2 separate regions of the Homo sapiens genome follow, and region 1 is linked to region 2. Evidence: read pairs that join two places in POLR2A ChIA-PET (ENCODE). Cell type or tissue: OCI-LY7. All regions are shown on one strand. Links, peaks and the distances in the headings refer to the core of each region. The heading gives the core; the rest is flanking DNA. Region 1 overlaps PRIMPOL (primase and DNA directed polymerase). Region 2 has its middle 5.2 kb from the start of MYL12BP2.

Evidence for each region. Peaks named below come from ENCODE experiments on the same cell type or tissue, not always from the same donor. Only the 100,000 strongest peaks of a DNase experiment are listed, where the experiment ranks them.
Region 1: POLR2A ChIA-PET joins it to region 2 with 9 read pairs; 3 of 35 experiments call an interaction of 5 or more read pairs at or near these places.

Annotation. Positions count from the first base shown.
Region 1 is chr4:184,676,506-184,680,900 of GRCh38, reverse strand. It overlaps PRIMPOL (primase and DNA directed polymerase), which reads right to left. Exons shown (of 14, transcript NM_152683.4): 8 at 2,507-2,669. Among named protein-coding and RNA genes, the nearest start is that of PRIMPOL, 29 kb to the right of the region's middle. In OCI-LY7, for the core only: no CTCF peak of the experiment used is centred there; no DNase peak of the experiment used is centred there.
Region 2 is chr4:184,317,294-184,321,688 of GRCh38, reverse strand. No RefSeq gene overlaps it. Among named protein-coding and RNA genes, the nearest start is that of MYL12BP2, 5.2 kb to the right of the region's middle. RefSeq lists enhancers at 2,021-2,320, 3,708-4,207. In OCI-LY7, for the core only: no CTCF peak of the experiment used is centred there; a DNase peak (open chromatin) is centred at 2,021; H3K4me3 peaks cover 772 bases; H3K27ac peaks cover 998 bases.

The DNA of each region.
Region 1 (4,395 bases), core at 109-4,108, 360 kb before region 2:
GTGGCAGGAATTACACAATTTTTACACTCCTGCTACGGCACTTTGCACTTCAGAATCCCGGATCTACTACTGCTACCAACAACATTCACTGAGCAGATGTCATGGGCTGGGCACAGCTGTAAATGTTTTATGTGCAGTTTTAACTTTTTAAATCCTCTCGACAACTCCGTAAGATAGGTGTTAGTATCACTTCCATTTAAAAGTAGGAAACTCAGACCTTACTTCTGAGACATGTTATTAAAGAACTCAAAGAGTACAAATATACTTATATATATATATGAAGAAAAACAATCCATCTTCCACCCTCCTGGGTAACGGCTGTTAACTGTACAACCTGATACCTACAGCAATGTATTTTAGACAATTACTAAAATTAATTTCTAGAGAATCTTTCCTTAAAATTATATTTAAGTGGCCGGGCACGGTGGCTCACGCCTGTAATCCCAGCACTTTGGGAGGCCAAGGTGGGCAGATCACATGAGGTCAGGAGTTTGAGACCGGCCCCCCCAACATGGGGAAACCCCATCTCTACTAAAAATACAAAAATTATCTGGGTGTGGTGGCACACACCTGTAGTCCCAGCTACTTGGGAGGCTGAGGCAGGAGAATCGCTTGAACCTGTGAGGCAGAGGTTGCAGTAAGCTGAGATCGCACCACTGCACTCCAGCCTAGGCCACAGAGCAAGACTGTCTCAAAAAAAAAATTATATTTAGAAAGGCAAAAGGAAAAGAATTATGGCAAGTTGATGGTAATTTAGTCTGAACCTTAACCATGTTTTGGGCTGAAAAAGTTGCCAGCCTAGAAAAACAGGGAATGAAGGCAAATACAGTTAAGTCCTCACTTAAGGCCATGGATAGATTCTTGGAAACTGCAACTCTAAGAGAAATGACATCTAGCAGGTCTTTGAATAATGTTGTTTTGTTCAACATCATTTCCTTATAACGGCAGTCCCCAACCTTTCTGGCACCAGGAACCGGTTTCCTGGAAGACAATCTTTCCATGGGTGGGGCAGGGGCAAGGTGGGCTGGTTTCAGGCTGAAACTGTTCCACCTCAGATCATCAGGCATTAGATTCTCATAAGGAGTGTGCAACCTAGATCCCTCCCATGTGCTGTTCACAGCAGGATTTGCACTCCTATAAGAATCTAATGCCACTGCAGATCTGGCAGGAGGCGGAGCTGAGGTGGGAAGGTGGTATTGCTCGCTCGCTCGCCTACTGCTCACCTCCTGCTGTGGGGTCCAGTTCCCACCACAGACCACTGGTCTGTGACTCAGGGACCACTACCTTCTAACATGGATGAGAAAAACAACTGGATTCATCACACATTATTTAAAGTTCAGTTTCCAATAACTTATCAACATCAAATGAAGACTTACTATAGTATTTCTGTTGAAAGATGACTTTCACAGATTTTATTTTTATTTATTTATTTATTTTAGTTTTTAGCAATGGGGTCTCACCCTGTCACCCAGGCTGGAGTGCAGTGGTGCATTCATAGCTCACTGCAGCTTTGAACTCCTGGGCTCAAGTGATCCTCCTACCTCAGCCTCCTGGGTAGCTGGGACTACAGGCACATGCTACTGTGCCTAGCCAACATTAACACTTTTAAAAAATGATCAAAACATGGGAACCTAAAGGCTCAACAATAGAACTCACAATAAATTCCAGTGTCAATATAATGGAAATTTACATAGGCATTAGAAGTTTTATTTACAATTAATTGTTGGCAAATTCTTAACAAATATTCATAAAATCAAGTAGAAAAAACAAATGACAATCATTTAAATAATAATCTCAGAATATTTTTTGATTAAAGGAGCTATACAAATTATATGTATGTGCATACATGAAAAGAAAATGAGACATTTTAATAGTAAAATATTTCCAAATGCAATACCAGTAGTATTGTTTTCTTCTTTACAGAAGTGATAATCATTTTAGAAAAATTGGAAAATACACTAAATATAATCCTAAAAAGATATATAGAGAAAATTAAGTGTTCAAATATACGTTTTACTATTATCTTTTAGCTAATGGAGAAAAGAGAAAAGTTAACTTAGAACTGTAAGAACTGGCTGGGCGCGGTGGCTCACACCTGTAATCCTAGCACTTTGGGAGGCTGAGGTCGGCAGATCACCTGAGGTCAGGAGTTCGAGACAAGCCTGGCTAACATGGTGAAACCCCATCTCTACTAAAAATACAAAAATTAGCCGGGTGTGGTGGCAGGCGCCTGTAGTCCCAGCTACTTGGGAGACTGAGGCAGGAGAATGGCATGAACCCGGGAGGCAGAGCTTGCACTGAGCCTAGATAGCGCCACTGCACTCCAGTCTGGGTGACAGAGGGAGACTCTGTATCAAAAAAAAAAAAAAAAAAAAGAGCTGTAAGAACTGACATTTTCTTAAGGTAGAATGAATTTAGATGATTTACATTTTAGTAATATACAATGCCATTCACTGTTTAATAAATATTCATGAATACAAAATGGTTTGATGCTGCTACTACATACCTGACATTGCTGACCAAAGAAGAGAGAAAATATTGATATTCGTCAGAAACATCTTTTGACTGTATAGGAAAAAATTTGTTATCTTCAGTAACCTCCAAAGCCACACGCTTTCCAATTTTTGATGATTTATATAGCCGAAAGTTTCTATTTCTTGTATAAACTCCTACATCAAAAATTGATAAAACAATATGAAAGCATGTTTTCTGTTATTAGTTTCATAGTCAGCAAATATTAAGTTTTTATATAGCATTAATAAAAAATAATTATTTTCTATATATAGCTGTAAACAAAATAAAATTAAAGCACTATATAAATTAAAACAAATTGCAGTCAGCATGGAGGAATGCCACATTCTGAAACAGCAAACTCAATTATTCTGCAGCAATTCTGCAACTGAAACAAATGGAAAAGCTGGATGCAGGTACTAGAAAGTTTGAGACAACCAGAGAGCTTCCAAGACAGTGAAGCTGTGCGGAGCTAAATTCCAGAGAAAAGGGAAGGACCAAAACCAACAAATATCTAGAATAAATCTAACAAATATGGATAAGATTTCTATTCAGTACATTATACAACATTATAGAGAAACATTAGAGAATACCTAAGTAAACAGATGGGCCTACCATGTGCATAGATTGGAAGACTCAATATTATAAAAATGTCAGTTCTCCCCTAGGTGATCTATAGATTCAAGGCAATCCAAATAAAAATTCTAGCAGGATTTGTTTGTGTAAACCGGCAAACTGACTCTAAAATTTAAATGGAAGTGCAAAAGGTCAATAACTACCAAGAAATTTCAAAGAACAAACTTAGAGGAATTGTTTTTCCTAGATATAAAGACTTATAACAAAACTATATTAGACAGTGTCGTGCCTATCTAATATATAAAACTATATTAGACAGGAATAGATCAATAGAACAATGAAGCAGAACAGGGTCTAGAAACAGATCAAAATACATATAGCCACTGATTTATGGCAAAGGTAGCACTGCTGAGCAGTAGGTTAAGGACAGTCATTTCAACAAACAGTGCTGAGCCAACCGGATATCCACATACGAAAAAGTGAATCTTGACTCCTCCTCACCCAATAAGCAAATCCTTTCCAAGTGGACTGTAGATCTAAACATAAAAGCCACGCCAGGTGCAGTGGCTTGTGCCTGTAATCCCAGCATTATGGGAGGCCACAACAGGAGGATCGCTTGAGGCCTGGGCAACATAGCAGATCCTGTCTCTACAAAAAATAAAGAAATAAGAAAATTGTGTTGCTCTATGATACTTAGAAAGAAAGAGAGAGAAAGAGACAGAGAGAGAGGTGGAAATAGAAAGGAAAGGGAAAGGGGAAGGGGAGGGGAGAAGGGAAGGGAAGGGGGAAGGGAGAAGGGAAGGGAAGGGGGAAGGGAGAAGGGAAGTGAAGGGGGAAAGAGGAAGGGAAGGGGGAAGGGGGAAGGGAGAAGGGGAAGGGGGAAGGGGGAAGGGGGAAGGGGGAAGGGGGAAGAGAGGGGAAGGGGGAGGAGAAGGGAAGGGGGAAGGGAAGGGAAGGGAAAAGAATGGGGTAGGAAAGGGGGAAGGGAAGGGAAAAGGGAAGGGAAGGGGGAAGGGAAGGGAAGGGGGAAGGGAAGGGAGAAAGAAAGGGAAGGGAAGGGGGAAGGAAAGGGAAGGGAAGGGGGAAGGAAAGGGAAGGGAAGGAGAAAGGGAAGGGGGGGGACGGGAAAGGAAAGAAAGGGGGAAGGAAGGGGAAGGGAAGGAGAAGGGAGGGGGAAGGGGAGGGGAAGGAAGGGGAGAAAGGAAGGGAAAAAGAAGGAAGGGGAAGGAAGGGAGAAGGAAGGGAGAGAAAAGGAAAGGGGAAGGGAAGGGAAAGGGAAGGGATGGGGAAGGGAGAAGGGAAGGATAA
Region 2 (4,395 bases), core at 87-4,086:
CCCAGCACTTTGGGAGGCCATGGTGGGTGTCTCACCTGAGGTCAGGAGTTTGAGACCAGCCTAGCCAACGTGGCAAAACCCTGTATCTTCTAAAAATACAAAAATTAGCCAAGTGTGGTGGCAGATGCCTGTAATCCCAGCTGACTATGGGAGGCTGAGGCAGGAGAATCGCTTGAACCTTGGAGGTGGAGGTTGTAGTGAGCTGAGATAGTGCCACTGCACTCCAGTCTGGGCGACAGAGTGAGACTCTGTCTCAAAAAAAAAAAAAAACAAAAGATCAGGTAAGGCGACTTGAAGTTTTAAAACATTTATGCAGAGGACATATTACAGAAGAGAACATGTACTTTTCCAGTTGCAGAATGTTTTCATCTGATTTTCTGGAAGCCCCATGACATAGCAGAGTTCTTTTCTTGCTTATCCCCCTGGTTTTGTTCCATCTTTTGCTACAGCCCTTCTCAACCTACTTCATCATTATGCATTAATTAATCCATATGGTAAGTTAATTAATAATTATCACTGATAGATTAATAAGTATATTAAAAAGAATTATTTCATAATAAAATAAACAATTCATGGTATTCATTAATAATTTAACAATTATGCTACAGGAAATTATTCAGTAATTAATACAAATTAAAATGGATTTCTTTTTGTCATATTTATTCATGATTCTCCAAAAGACCTCCCCCTAGATATTTCTGATTCACCACCAATTGGCTTTATTCTCTTGACACCATAAGAAACAAGCTTTTTAATGCTGGAAACATTTATTAGAGTTGACAGCCGTGCTGCAGAGGCGCGGACTGAATGTTCCAGGCGGATGTTTATGCTCAACTCACGTGTAAGTAATCACTGTAAGTCATCTTACGAAACCCCATGCAGCCTCGGTGCTGGTTAATAACTAAGTTTGTGTGCAAATTTATAGGACTATTTATAGGACTAGGTATTAATGGATCAGACAAGAGAGGGAAGTGAGCTGTAGAGAATTTAAGTTGCAGAGAAGAACTTGAACCCAAGTCCTCACCCCATAAACGCTACTGTTTTCTTCTCTGAATAGTCCATTGACACCAGGGAGTATGGCTTTAAGAGGAGCTTTGCAAAGTTTAGTTGAATTAGCTGATAAAAGTGCTTCAGATGTTAGGAAGCCAGTAGCCACGTCAGGCCCCCATTTACGAGAAAGCTTAGACTAGCCCATCCACCTGGGCAGAATTTATCCTTTTTAGTGCATGGGTCAGGTCTGACATTGTTGGAGGTGTGTGTTCTCGCTGCAAATAGCTGGGCTTTGTTGCTAGAGTTGACCATCTTGTTGTAGGCTGAATATTAAGGCCTAGGTCCATATGTGCATGTGTGGTCTTTGACATGGATGGACTTTCCTGCTAGGAATTATATCAGATGACATGTCCTCAGACAGGAATGAGGACCAGAACTCCCAAATGGGACAGGAATGAAAAGGATTCTAGGTGGTAGGAGTTAAGTATGGCCCCAGGATCTTGGAGGAAATGTGGGGAACCTACACAGAAGACGGAAAAGCTGTGCTCCTGCCTCAGCCTCCCGAGTAGCTGGGACTACAGGCACGTGCCACCACGCCCAGCTAGTTTTTGTATTTTTAGTAGAGACAGGGTTTCACCATGTTGCCCAGGCTGGTGTCGAACTCCTGACCTCAGGTGATCTGCCCACCTCGGCCCCCCGAAGTGCTGGGATTACAGGTGTGAGCCACCACACCTGGCCAAAAGCTGTATCTTCTAGGGCAGAAAATTCGGAATTCTCTGTGTTCATTTGCTGTCCCATAACATTGGCAACATTTTGGTTAAATGGGCCAAGGTTGCATTGGCTGTGTAACTGGGGAGGTAGGCTGAGTGAGGAAGCAATGAGGGGAGGATATTAGAAAAAAAAATGAGGGAGAGGCACCTCTCCCTACAACCCTGCTGAGGTCAATAGACCTAAAGGGACACAGCCCTGTGACTGAGTCCACCTGCCCTTCTCAGTACTGGGGCATGAGGGATTTCCCAAAGCAGATACCTTTTTGTGGTTCTTTTAATATTTCAAGGTCAAACAAGAGAGATGCATTTGTGCCTCTATGCAAAGAGAAATTCAATATGTGTGACTTCTTTCATGGTCTCTTTTATGCCCACAGTGTGTCAGAGGTTCTAGTGCTATGGAAATTCCCCAGCCCTCCCACCATCATTTCGTTTATGACTATCTGCCTGTAAAGTTTTGGTTTCTATCTGTTATCATGTTCCACCTTGGGTCTATCGAAACACCAGCGACATGATGTTAATAGGTGCCCAAATTATAAGGTTAAAAAAATAATTTTATGGAAAAATTTCTAGAAAATTGACTCCTTAAAAATTGCAACCAGGGGCTTCCTAAAAGAGATTAAACTGAAATTTACCTTTGGGGCAGACTGTTCCTGCTTGACTGGGTCCTTACCATTAACTAGATGGCAATTGAACTTGCTTGTTGTGCAAGGACCCTGTCTCCACCAGTTTTTTTATGGTGCTGATAGAAGGTGGCACAAAGTGGGAAGGAATGATTCCCGGCCCCACATGGATTGAGGGTGAGTTCTGCTGCAACCTGCCGTGCAGCCTGCACTTAACCTGCCGGTTCTTCTTGCTGTGAGGCTGTATTCTTCTTTGTGCAGGTGTTTCTAGGAGCTGGAAAGCTCACGACAGCATTGTGCAGGAAGGACACAGAGACAGAATCGCTGCACCAAGCTGGAGGAGAGAATGGCACCAGAACGAGCTCTGGCCCAGCGCTCTGTGGAGTGGACCTATGAGGCCCACTGTAGGAGCATGGTCCCACCAATTCAGATGGCTGCAGGGGCTGGGAAGGCGATACACAGGACTAAAAGAGACCATGGGCATCTGGCAAATAGGAAAACATGGGCTCCATTTAGAGGAAGGAGCTGTGTCTTAAGCCATTTTGTGTTACTGTAAAGGAATACCTGAGGCTGGGCAATTTTTATATATATATATATATATATAAAATGGTTTATTTGGCTCACGATTCTGATGGTTGGAAAGTTCATGATCAGGCCTCTGCTTCTAGTGAGGGCCTTGCTCTGCTTCCACTCAGGGTGGAAAGTGGAGGGGAGCCGTGTGAGCAGAGATGGCAGAGATGGCATGGCAAGAGCAAGCAAGCGTGTGGGGAGGCGCCAGGGTCATTTTAACAACCAGCTCTCTTGGGAACTAATGGAGCAAGAATGCATTCATTACCATGAGGAGGGCACCAAGCCATTCATGAGGGATCCCCATGACCCCCATGGGACCCCCACGGGACCCCCATGACCCAAACACCTCCCACCAGGCCCCACCTTCAACACCGGGGATCACATTTCAACCTGAGATGTGGAGGGACACACATTCCAACTATAGCGAGCTGCTACAGAGCTTGAGCTGGTGACTGACATGCAAATCCAGAGGCTAAATGTTGTTTTCAAGAGAAGACAGAAATTTTTACTTTTTTATTGAGGCAGAGTCTCACTCTGTCGCCCAGGCTGGAGTGCAGTGGCATGATCTTGGCTCACTGCAAGCTCTGCCTCCCGGGTTCACGCCATTCTCCTGCCTCAGCCTCCCGAGTAGCTGGGACTACAGGCGCCCGCCACCACGCTCAGCTAATTTTTTGTATTTTTAGTAGAGACGGGGTTTCACTGTGTTAGCCAGGATGGTCTCGATCTCCTGTCCTTGCGATCCACCCGTCTCGGCCTCCCAAAGTGCTGGGATTACAGGAGTGAGTCACTGCGCCTGGCCAAATTGTGATATTTTAAGTGTAAACTATCTCAATGGGAATATTGATAACAATTCATATATATTTTTTAAACTGCATGACCCAAATGAAACAGGTCTGTGTGCCTGATTTGCAGCCTCTGGACTATTATGTGCAAGTGGAATCCTGTGGCTTGGGGTCAGGAAGCAATGCTGCAGGCCTCTGGGTAAGGGATGGGGACTTCCCCGAATGGAGTGGGAATTCCCACTGCCGGTCCTTCTGGAAAGTGGCCTGTCCTAGGACAGGAACTGAGGAACAGGGAGGCAGAGTTTGCCTCCCATGGGTGGAGGAGCTCCTTCTCTCACCGAGTCTCTGGAGGGCTGCCCTGCATGGTCGGGGGCAGGTGTGCTCACAGCACCCTGGTGGGGCAGGCCCTGCTCCAGGGAGGCAAGCTCGGGGGGCCTGACTGAGCGGCAGCAGTAGCAGCCCCAAGTCCCCCTGTTTTGAGCGTCCCTTCTGCTGACACTTCAAACAATGCCTGGTTAAAGGTTATAGCCCAGCTTAAGCTGGGTGCGGAGAGGAATGAGGTGGAGCAGAGGAGAAGGTGGGGAGCGCGTGCTCCTTCTGCAAGGCCTAAGTCAGGGGACTCAGTGGCACCAGAACAGTGGTCATCTTGGGAGTGCCAACAGC